2 separate regions of the Homo sapiens genome follow, and region 1 is linked to region 2. The links are chromatin contacts, found by Hi-C in ENCODE. All regions are on one chromosome and are shown on one strand. The core of a region is the stretch at or near the end of the contact, and the rest is flanking DNA. Distances in the headings are between cores, read along the strand shown.

Region 1 (2,700 bases), core at 157-2,656, 33 kb after region 2:
AAGCCAACGTTTCTCATATTAAATTCCCTGTAGCATTTTTTGAATTGAGTTGAATAACAAAATAAAGCAGTTTGTATATTTATGGGATTCTTTTCTTCAGAAACTTTTTGACTCGAATAAAATGCATTCCATATGTATGATAGCTAAGCTGCATTTCCATGAGACATATATTTTCCCCATTTTTCAGTTAATGAATGTTTCAAGGGACAGTTTTCCAAGTTCTCCTCCCACTTTCCCAAGGCAAGATGTCTTAAGGAAAACAAAACAAAACAAAACAAAGCTAGGAGGAAATACTTCATCACTATTCATTATTTATAAACAAGTATAGTTCAGATCATGAAGGAATGGCTCCATTCATCAGTTTCACCTCTCCAAATCCAAGTAAACCACTCCCCAGGCTCTTGGTTATCTGATATTCAGTCCTGATAGCCATAGATCAAGAAAGGCCCTTTGCAAAATGGCAGATACTGAAGGATACTAAAACGCAGACACACACAGACACACACACACACACACACACATTCTCAAATGATATAACTTTCAAAAAAAAATTAAGAGGAAGCAAAACAAATGGCTCTCCACCATTTTTTTTTCTGCCCCATAGCCCCACCTAGGGAAAAAATTGTAAACTATGCTTAAATTAATTCAACAAATATTTACTGGACATCCATAACGTGCCAGGCACATGCTGGGGCCCCAAGGACACAATGCTGAGGATGGATTTGTTCCAGAGTCCAGAGGAGGGAGCAGGTGGAGGCTCTGTGGCTCAGATTTCAGGGAGGGGAGTGTTAGGGAGACCCCCTGGGGAAGTTGATATCTGAGCTAGAGGCTGAGAAAAAGAGAGGGAGGTGAAGGTGCCAGGCAGAGAAGTCAGCAGAGTGGAGAGGGCTGGGAGAAAGCAACATTTTCCCAGGTCTGCAGCTCCCAGTGCGGGGGCGCAGCAAAGCTGAGGCTGGAGGGCAGCAGGGCCAGACCTTCAGGGCTTTGCAGGGCACACACAGGAATCTGGGCTTCATCCTGAAAGGAGTGGGGGTGGCAGGAGGTCGCCAAAGTGTTGTAACCTTGCAGTGACAAGGTGACATTTGCGTTTTCATCAGGGTAGTGACAAGGTCAGGGTTGTGCTTTTTCAAAATCACATGAATTGTGATTCAGAGGTTTGATCAGAGTGGGGTGGCACAGGCTGGAGGCTGGAAGGGTCCTTGGCAAAGCAGATTTGCCAGTTACAATCTCCTCGAAGTCCCTCCGTGCCAGCCTCCTCGCCCCTCTCTGAGAGGCGTCACTCGTATTCTAGGAAGCAAGTGGATCATATGAAAAGATGTCCCCCAAATGGCACAGTCCTTAGTCAGAGACCATCTCAAGAGGTTCAAGCAGCCACCTGGGATCCCCAGCCAAGTCAGGCATTCAGTCAAACCCTGGTCACCTGGAAAGGCTTGTGAGTCATCAGATACTGGGCAGCTTGCAATAGGTTGTTTTTAAGTGTTTTAAGTTCCAACTTACTTATCTCTTAAAAATGCTAGGTATTTACCTTTTAATCAAATGGAATACAACCAGTACTTGAAAATATCTGTGCCTCCCTCTGCTCTGAGAGACCCACAGTACAAGACTCTTTGCCCCAAAGGCTTGCAAATGCAAGAAATAGTCATTGGTTTTCTTCTTAGCCTCTGGGGTAGAGGATATTGTGCTAGTTAAGAATATTATGGAAATATCCCAGAAATGGGTTAGACATTTAAGAAATAAAAACCCTAAGGGCCCCAAACCTGCTCTTAATCCTAAGAGTATCAAGTTGAGCACTCGCCTCCATACATCAAACTGGAATAAGAGATCTGTGAAAATCCTCAGAAGTGGAATTTTAATTTTTTTAACTTCTAAAGGTTAGATGTGAGAATAACATGATGATAACCTCTTTATCTACCAGGACAGCAAAATCCAGGCTTAGGATGCGACGATGCTTACATTGATTAATAGAAACTAACCAGCCAGCAAATGCCTTGAAAGTTCCCAGATAACCTGAGAAGTGACAAGAAACAGAGACCATAAATAAAGTTAAGTGCCCTAGAGAAAAAATACACCCAAAGTGGCTTTAGTCTGTCCCACAGAATAATTCTTTTTCATGCTACATAGCAAAAGAGCTCAATCTAGTTCTTCCTAGTTTTGTCTGGTTTACTCAAAACAAATTCCGTATAGGGTTCTCAGATCTTTTCTTCTACATATTCCTCTGAAGATTTAAAGCTTTGCAAAACCAGACTGTACCCAGAATAGAGTCTCACTTTTTTTTTAAGCAGGGATAAATAAGAAGGCAAGATCTGAGCAAACCTTTAGTATCCTCTACAGACCCTATCATTGGATTTTTTGCTAAGAATATTAAATATTTGTAAATGGATGTTTGATAATAATACCCTAAAGAAATAATTTTCTATTTAATTTTATAAAATTCAAACACTTATGTTATCTCCAATATTCCTGGAGTGGTTTGATAAATGGTAGTTGGGCCACAGGAACCTCCCTGCTTCTTGAGAGTATCTCAGAGTATTTGCTTAAGAAATACACATGGATTCCTCCAGGGCAGTTCCTATAGGCTCTGAAACATACCCCAAAGGTTAAGTGATGAGCAGAAAGTTTAAACTCCTCAAGCCATTCAGCTTTAAAATAACACCTGGACCAAACCCACAACCAATACACTACTCTGTTATAGCAAATGTG
Region 2 (2,700 bases), core at 112-2,611:
AGCAGGCTAGTTCAGCTGCTTTGAAGGATGCTGCCTGCTTCTCTCCTCCTCACTGCCCTCTCAGGTCCAGCCTCATACAGCCTCATACAGCCTCGGAGTCAGCCGTTTCAAGTGATTTCCAAGAATCATCATTGGAAAAAAGCCTTGTAACCATCAAGTGGTGCTGATCTAATAAGAGCCAGCACAAATCCTACGTTAAACTAAGCAAATGGCGTTAATCTCATCATCATCATCAAGCCTAGGCCCACAGCCTGAGGTGACATGGGGTGACCGAGTCTCTGGATTGTGTGAAGGAAGGCTCCAGTGATCAGGTTGCTGCAAGATCAGGTTGACTTGGGGTAATAACCGCAGTTGCAATTACATGTGCTGTTTACATACTTTGCCCCTTGTACTTGATAAAGTCCAGAAAGAGCCCTGGGCGCAGCTGCTCAGCGCCTCTTGGGGGTAAGCCACATACCCTGTGGGAGCAGGAGAGCCACCTCTCCCCTGAGAGAGAAATAGGGCCCAGATAATGTCTAGTTTAGGTACCTCTTCAGACCAGATACCTTTGAAAGGATATCGCTTTCTTGTCTGTCTTTCGATATCATCATTACAAGATGGAATGCCTCCTCTGCATAAAGAAATAACAATTCTCCTAGTATCTTCAGTTTTTTAAAGAATAGAAGGATTGGTACAATCACAAGTCTTTGAAACAAATTTCCAGTAGTTTTTCCAGGTATTGCTGGAAGATTTGGAAATAAAGAAGTAGCCCTTTAACCCAGTGCAGGAAAATAGGCAAGCTTCATCATCCTATAAATGATCATGCCCTCAGAACTTGCTGCAACAGAAAAACCAGCTCTATCTATGTACAGTACTGAGAAAGTAGGGCCACTTCCTCTCACTTGGGATCTGGGATAGCTAACACATGCCTAAAAGCAATCTGTTAAGTATGACTGAAAGGGGACTGCAGATTAAAGTTGCAAGCTTCCAGCTTTGGGGTACCCAGGAGGGCATCTCCTCCTGAGGATCAACAACAGAAAGAAAAAAGCAATGAATCTGAGCACAGCACATTCAAGTTTGTAAACTCTTTTCTAACTTTCCACCTCAATGCCACAGAGCAGTGCTACTGTGAAACTGGGGACAAAGAAGAGAAGGGCATCTGTAATCGGGGAGCTCAGGGTGTGTGCAAAACGATGATGATAAAAAAAGGCAAGGAACAGCAGAATATGCTGGATTCAGCAGGAGCTGGGCCCCTGAGAGCTGGGGAACTAACAGATTGCAGCCAAAGCTGCAGCCCTCACGTTTTCTGACTTGAGAGATAATGAAGCAATAAAAGCAGCAGAGGCAGCCAGTAAGGGCTCTGCTCCACAGGGTTGTCTGTGTGAGAGCAGCTGCTTGTGGGTGCCTGCTCAGAGTCCATCCAAGGACTGCAGGCCTCCAGCAGACTAGCAAGGCAGAGGACCAAACAGCCAGGCCTCGGTGGCCCAGGGCTAATTCCCTCCTTCAGAGACACCAGAACCTTGGCTCCCCAGCCTGTCACTGAGCCTGTCCCAGGGTGGGGCAGCCCATATGGTTGAGCTGTTGCATCGCCAGAGACACCAAGGGTAAATAAACCCTGGGACTACAGATGGGAGGCCAGCCAGGCTGGCTCCACTTTTTGATCTCATCACGGGGGGCAGTCCGTGTGGAAACCCTGGGAGGCACCTTAGCGATTTTCCAGGCCAACAACTTCATTTGTCAGATGAGAAAATCCCCCTCCCCCTCCTAGGGGTTAAGGGACTTGCCAAAAGTCACATAGTGAATCAATCGCAATGCAATAAAAAGTGGTGGCTGAGACCACAGCTGGGCTTGAGCTCCAGCTCTATTGCTCTGGAGCTTGGGCAAGTTACATAGTTCTCAGTCTCTTCATCATATAATGAGCGTAAGGTTAGGACCTTCCATGTTAGGTTCTTGGGGAGATCAAATGCATGAAAAGCCTATTGCCTGGTTCATAGTAACTGCTTAGTAAATATTGTTGGTTGGAACTTATCGTCATGACTTTGAGTCATTGGAAGTAGATCTCAGAGTCTCCTTCTGCCCAGGTCGGGGATATAGTGTGATGGATAAAATCTTGGGAAACTGAGTTTGGATTTCGCTTCACCTCTAGTTTTGTGACTCCGGACACGGTATATAATCCTTCTGAGCTTTCGTTGCTCTCATCTGTAAAATGGGAGTAACTCTGCCACCGTAAACAGGTTTGCTGTGAGGAACAGAGGTGGCAAAATGATGACATGCTCATGGCAGCACGTGACACTCGGAAAATCACAGCTGTTACCATTAGCAGCTAATCTAAAGCTCCTTCCCCCACTCGGCAGTGAGGACAACTGCTTTTAGTTTGAAGAATAATAAGTTGATGCAATGAAGATGCTAAGTGTGTGGCTGCCCTAAAGGCTGGCAGGAACCACCCAGCCAGCTGGTGGATGGCATGATCTGAAATGGACCATATGTTTGAAATTATGAACCCAGATGTTAGGTCTTGGCACCTAGGGTTCACACCATTAGATTCAATCCTTTAGGTGTCTCTAATGGTCTTCAAGGTGCCAGGAAGCTTGCATTAAAATGCAAATCAGTTTCCTGAGAAAGGAAACACATTAAGTTATCCACTTAGCAAATTGCTGAGCTGGGTTGATTTGGGGTGAGAAAGGGGAGAATTTGAAAGGACAGCGGTAAGAGTTATATCTC

Evidence for each region. Hi-C counts contacts between places; a loop is a spot of excess contacts on that map. Pooled maps may share reads with other maps.
Region 1: a map of mammary epithelial cell shows a loop between it and region 2 (8-fold over the local background). The contact joins two enhancer-like sites. A Hi-C loop is called at or near these places in 2 of 168 maps with a recorded cell type or tissue (lower lobe of right lung and mammary epithelial cell) and 1 of 50 pooled maps.

What each region holds. Positions count from the first base shown.
Region 1 is chr10:121,112,090-121,114,789 of GRCh38, forward strand. No RefSeq gene overlaps it. Among named protein-coding and RNA genes, the nearest start is that of LINC01153, 65 kb to the right of the region's middle. RefSeq lists an enhancer at 804-2,003. Within about 2 kb of position 1,407, at least 2 of the 41 ENCODE cell types and tissues checked have a DNase peak (open chromatin) inside an H3K27ac peak, as active enhancers do.
Region 2 is chr10:121,079,075-121,081,774 of GRCh38, forward strand. No RefSeq gene overlaps it. Among named protein-coding and RNA genes, the nearest start is that of LINC01153, 98 kb to the right of the region's middle. Within about 2 kb of position 1,362, at least 4 of the 41 ENCODE cell types and tissues checked have a DNase peak (open chromatin) inside an H3K27ac peak, as active enhancers do.